2 separate regions of the Homo sapiens genome follow, and region 1 is linked to region 2. A link is a loop called in an ENCODE intact Hi-C map of the cell type or tissue named here. Cell type or tissue: CD4-positive, alpha-beta T cell. All regions are shown on one strand. Each heading gives the region's core, and the rest is flanking DNA. Links, peaks and the distances in the headings are about the cores only.

What was found. Peaks named below come from ENCODE experiments on the same cell type or tissue, not always from the same donor. Only the 100,000 strongest peaks of a DNase experiment are listed, where the experiment ranks them.
Region 1: it touches region 2 in a loop (3-fold over the local background); 1 of 110 quality-filtered maps calls a loop at or near these places.

What each region holds. Positions count from the first base shown.
Region 1 is chr17:20,115,137-20,118,053 of GRCh38, reverse strand. The region is part of intron 3 of SPECC1 (sperm antigen with calponin homology and coiled-coil domains 1); the gene reads right to left. Among named protein-coding and RNA genes, the nearest start is that of SPECC1, 110 kb to the right of the region's middle. In CD4-positive, alpha-beta T cell, for the core only: CTCF peaks have their summits at 955 and 1,154 (motif pointing right); a DNase peak (open chromatin) is centred at 1,183.
Region 2 is chr17:19,770,746-19,773,662 of GRCh38, reverse strand. ULK2 (unc-51 like autophagy activating kinase 2) reads left to right here. Exons shown (of 27, transcript NM_014683.4): 27 at 1-2,833. Among named protein-coding and RNA genes, the nearest start is that of ALDH3A1, 24 kb to the right of the region's middle. In CD4-positive, alpha-beta T cell, for the core only: no CTCF peak of the experiment used is centred there; a DNase peak (open chromatin) is centred at 1,382; H3K4me3 peaks cover 961 bases; H3K27ac peaks cover 2,269 bases.

The DNA of each region.
Region 1 (2,917 bases), core at 155-2,654, 340 kb before region 2:
AGTTCACTGCAACCTTCACTTCCCAGGTTCAAGTGATCCTCCCACCTCTGTCTCCCAACTAGCTGGGACTACAGGTGCACGCTTCCATGCTTGGCTAATTTTTGTATTTTTTGTACAGACAGGGTTTCACCATTTTGCCCAGATTGGTCTCGAACTCCTGGGCTCAAGCAATCAGCCCGCCTCAGCTTCCCAAGGTGCTAGGATTACAGGCGTTGAGCCACCGCACCCAGCCTTGCTTTACATTTCTTAAGTAAGGCTTAGTATCTTTCCACTAGCCATCTGTATTTTTCATGGGCGCTATATATATTTCTATTATATTATTTTTCCTTTTCTTTTTTTTTTTTTTTTTTGAGACAATCATCCCACCTCAGCCTCCCAAGCAGCTGGGACTACAGGCACGCACCCAGCTAATTTTTATTTATTTATTTTTGTAGAGATGAGGTCTCACTATGTTGCCCAGGCTGGTCTTCAACTCCTGGGCTCAAGCAATCCTCCCACTTTGGCCTCCCAAATTGCTGGGATTATAGGCATGAGCCACCACATCTGGCCTATTTTTCTTTTTCTTATTGATTTGTATAAACTCTTTGTAAATAAGCATTTTGTTACATGTATTGCAAATAATTTCTTCTTTTTGCAAAGAAGTTTCTTATATTTATGTAAGTACATTTTTCATCTTTTCCTTTATGGCTTCTGTGTCTGTTCCTACTTAGAAAGGTTCTTCCAAGGCCAAGACTACAAATTAATTCTCTGATGCTTTCTCTTTGTAGTCTTGCAGTTTCATTTTTTAATATTTAAATCTTTAATCCTCCTAGAATTTATTTTGATGGGAGGAATGAGATAGGGATCCAGCTTTATTCCTTCCTAAATACTTACTCGGTCACATTTTTGAGTGAATTATCCACCGTGATATGAAATGCCACCTTTCCCCTGTACTAAATCTTCCAGTGTATTCTGCACTTTGTCCACCGTTCCACTGAGCTGCCTAGCACCTCTTCAGTTCCAGAATGCCTAAGGTTAATCCCCTGATTAGTATTGTCAGAATTTTCCTGGTTACTCTAGAATATTTATTCTGCTAGGTCAGGATTTCTCAGCAGCAGTACTGTTGACATTTTTGGGCAGGACACTCTCCACTGCAGGGACGGTCCTGCGCATCCTAGGATGTTTAGTATCTCTGGCTTCTACCCACTAGATGGCAGTAGCAGCCCCGAGTCATGACAGCCAAAAAAAAAAAAAAAAAAAAAAAAAAAAAAGTCTCCAGACACTGCCAATTGTTCCCTGGGTTGGAACTGGGGGACAAAATCGTCCCCCATTGAGAACAACGGGTTTTAGATAAATTCCAGTTATTTTATTCAGGTTTCCACTCCCAAATTCCCACTGAATCAAGATGAAAAGGAATTCTTAGAATAATTCAGACATCCTTATTACATTTTATATCTTGTACTAAGTTTAATCTTAATTCTATTTAATCTTCCTAAGAATCACATATATGCTTTCACTTATTTATGTCTTCTTTGAAGGACATAAGACTTCTCCTTCAAAAGAGTTTTAAGATTTTTTTTATAGATGCTCACACTATTTCTAAATATTTTGCCCTTTCATTCCTTTATAAATAGAACTGTTTCTTACATTATTATCTTTTCTAGTCACTGGTAAGAAAGCTACTGATGGCCGGTCATGGTGGCTCATGCCTGTAATTCCAGCACTTTGGGAGGCCAAGGTGGGTGGATCACGAGGTCAGGAGATCGAGACCATCCTGGCTAACATGGTGAAACCCCATCTCTACTAAAAATACAAAAAATTAGCTGGGCGTGGTGGCGGGCACCTGTAGTCCCAAGCTACTCGGGAGGCTGAGGCAGGAGAATGGCGTGAAACTGGGAGGCGGAGCTTGCCGTGAGCCAAGATCGCGCCACTGCACTCCAGCCTGGGCGACAGACCGAGACTCCATCTCAAAAAAATAAATAAATAAAATAAATAAAAAAGAAAGTTATTGATATATTATAGTCTACAACTAGCCACATACAGAACTCTTATTGTCTCTAATAGAATTTCAGAAAATTCTAAGACAATTTTCAGGAAATTCAAAGCATACAATGTTATTATCTGATTACAATCATCATTTTGTTCCCTCATTTCCAATATTTATGTACTTCTACATCTCTCTTATCTTACTGCCTTGGTTAGTATCTACCGAAAATTTTAGATGACTGGTGATAGTAAGCAACCTTGAATTATCTTTGACTTTAATGGGAATCGCTGGCTTTTGTTTGTGACACATACACATCATTAAAGAAGTCTCTGCACATGTATAGTCTATCAAGAGTTTGTTGTTAGAAAGATTGTTAATTGTGTCACATGTATGTTCTGTATCTATAGAGATAACTACAGTTTTTCTTCTTTGGCCTGTTAATATGGTATGATAGATTATATTCCAAAATTTCTTAATATTCATCCATTCTTGGGTGGCATAAATTCACTTAGTTGTGATGTACACTACTGTTCTTTTAATTTATTGTTGAATCCTATGCACTAATATTTTGATCTCCAATTTTTTTTATTTTTATTTATTTATTTATTTATTTATTTGAGACAGTCTTGCTTTGTCACTCAGGCTGGAGTGTAGTTGCACGATCTCGGCTCACTGCAACCTCCACCTCCCGGGTTCAAGTGATTCTCCTGCCTCAGCCTCCTGAGTAGCTGGGATTACAGGCACCCGCCACCGCGCCCAGCTAATGTTTGTATTTTTAGTAGAGATGGGTTTTCACCATGTTGGCCAGGCTAGTCTTGATCTCCTGACCTCATGATCCACCCACCTTGGCCTCCCAAAGTGCTGGGATTACAGGTGTGAGCCACCGTGCCCGGCTGATCTCAAATTTTTATATTAATATTTGATCATGGGATCAGTCTTTTTTTTTCCTTT
Region 2 (2,917 bases), core at 157-2,656:
CCTCCCTCCAGCTCGCCTCTCTGCTGAGGCTTTCTCCTCTCCACTCAGCATTTGCAACAGCTTCTCTCCTGGCACTTGTCTGGGAATATCAAGTTAAAAATTACAACACCCAATTTTGATAACTTTAGTTGAGAGAAACAACCTCTAGTGAAGACTGATAAGTAACTTATTGCCCGTAGTCCCATGTTCCTTTGTCTCCACCAAGAGGAATTACCAGCCCAGCAGTTCTGCCCTCACTAGAGTCCCGTCCAGGAGCTTGAGAGGAGAGGATTTTTAGGGCTGGATTGCCTCAGTCTGCACAGTAATAAGTTGAGTTAGACACAGTGGACATGAGGACCTGGACTCAGATATCTGAAGAATCCTTATTATTTTTTTGTTGGCTTGTTTTGAGACAGAGTCACCCTGTTGCCCAGGCTGGAGTGCATTGGCGCAATCTTGGCTCACTGCAACCTCTGCCTCCCAGGTTCAAGTGATTCTTCTTCCTCAGCCTCCCAGGTAGCTAGGATTACAGACATGCGCCACCACGCTCAGCTATTTTTCGTATTTTTAGTGGAGATGGGGTTTCACCATGTTGGTCAGGCTGGTCTTGAACACCAGCCTCAGCCTCCCCAAGTGCTGGGATTACAGGCATGAGCCACCGTGCCCGGCCAAAATCCTTAATGTTTTTGTTTTTTGGTTTTTTTTTTTGAGACAGTCTTGCTCTGTCACCCAGGCTGGAGTGCAGTGGCACAATCTTGGCTCACTGCAAGCTCCGCCTCCGGGGTTCATGCCATTCTCCCGCCTCAGCCTCCCGAGTAGCTGGGACTACAGGCGCCTGCCACCACGCCCGGCTGATTTTTTGTATTTTTTAGTAGAGGCAGGGTTTCACCGTGTTAGGATGGTCTCGATCTCCTGACCTCGTGATCCGCCCGCCTCGGCCTCCCAAAGTGCTGGGATTACAGGCGTGAGCCACCGCGCCCGGGCTATCCTTAATGTTGATATTAGTGGTTAGCACATGTTTTGGAGGAGGACTTCACACTTTTTAAACTATGCTCCCTCGTATTTTCTATAAGCAGTCTTAAATTCTTTCTGGAATAAAGCAAGATTGATCAGTATTTCTCAAGGAGGATTATTTGGCAGGCAGTAGCTACTGCTCAGAGAACTTGGTATTGTTACATGCATCCTGGAAGTATCTGTGCCTATTTCTAGACGGCCTCAGACCACTTTTTTCTGAGTCCTGGACCCTTGAATCTGCAGCCAAGCAAGCTCTTGGGTCCCTCCCAAGTCTCATGTTTAGTAAAGCCCTGTGAGAATAATTTTATTGGTGGAGGAGTCAAGATGATACTTCCCTCACCTGCATCAGAGGAAACCACATCAGAAACAATCCACCTAGAAAAACACTGCATACGGGAAAGCTGACAACTTGCCCTGAGAAATCACAGCTTTGGTGCAAGAGGTGAAGCCGAACTGGTAAAAGATCAAAGTGAATTCAGAGATCAAACTGTACTAGGGAAAGGAGCAGAGGCTGAGATCTTGCTGCCAGCGTGACCTCTCACAGAGTGGCCCAGCAGAGGCTGTGCAGAGATGGCCAGAGCCAGGACCCAGCCCTGTGGAGCCCCTGGGCACATGTGGTCCCGAGTGAAGCCGTGCCTGTTGCTCTGAACAGGTGGGATCAATCTGTAGGTTTTTCCACTTTTCACAGAGTGTGGCTCTCTTTAGGTCTGCACTCCCTCTCTGCGCAGGGCGGACCTCCCTGGGCTCTGCAGCATGATCTCCTGTCCCAAGACAGTCGTGCTCTTGGACAGTTAGCTTCTGTCATTAGGAAGTGCCCACATGAGCTCTTGTTTATTGGAAACCGTGTTCTATGCCTCCTTTGGGGTTTCTGCAACTCAATTTGGCAGGTAGCTTAGTGGTCCACTTGGTCTCAAATTCCAGCTCCACCATGTGCAGTTGTGTGTTCTTTGGCAAGTTCCTCCCCTCCTCCGAATCTGTCAGTGGGGGAAGAGTGCATGTCTCACAGAGTTGAGGTGAGAAATAAGTTAATGAATATGAAATTCTTTGCCCAGCCCCTGGCACGTGGAAGGGCTCAGCAATCCTGTATCCGTTGTAGTGGTCATCACTCTGTGGCTCTTCACTGCTTTTGTTTTGTTTTGGGAGGGGGTGGAGAACAATTTGTTCTGTGTTTGTGTGGGGCAAGGCCTGTCTTCAGGGCTCTCTCCAACCACGTACGCTCTGGCTGGAGCTTCTGAAAGGACACAGTTCTTGCATAGAAGTTGCTTTCTCCAGCTTGCCCACCAGGCAGTCTGGCTTCAGACATCTATGTTGCCCTTTTAAGTCAATTTGGCTGTTTAAGTGGAATGTTTGTGTCAGTCTGATAATTGTTAATTCATTTGATCCTCATACCAACCCTTACTTGCCTCCTTTTACAGATGGAAAAATCAAACTTGGACAGTAATTTCCACAAGGAAAAGCCCCACAGCTGGAAAGCGGTGGGAGCAGGAGGCCACACTGGGTACAGGAGTACCCATCTCCCCACAGGAGCCCCACACTGTCTCACCCTTAGGAAGCCCAAATGCTCACTCCTTGAGTTTCTAATGCATTCTTTCTGATGTACAGGAAGAGGGGAAGGAAGGAAGAGCTTTTCCATTTGGTGCTCCAATGTCTCCTGCTGGACCCATCTGCCTAGTGGAAGGCAGCAAAATTTCAAGAAACAGGTGAGGTTGAGCAGCTTGGTGCAACCCCATGGGGCCTGGAGTTGGAGCTCAACAGCAATGGATTTCAGAGACCACCCTGAAACTCCCAGTAAAAAAGACTTGGGAGACATGTTAATAAACTCAAGCATTTGATCGACCCACTTTTAAGTGTTCCTGTTTGCTTGTTTTTGCATATGGCAGTGAGATTGAGCAGCAGGGAATTGTTTCAGTGGGAAGTGGGAGGA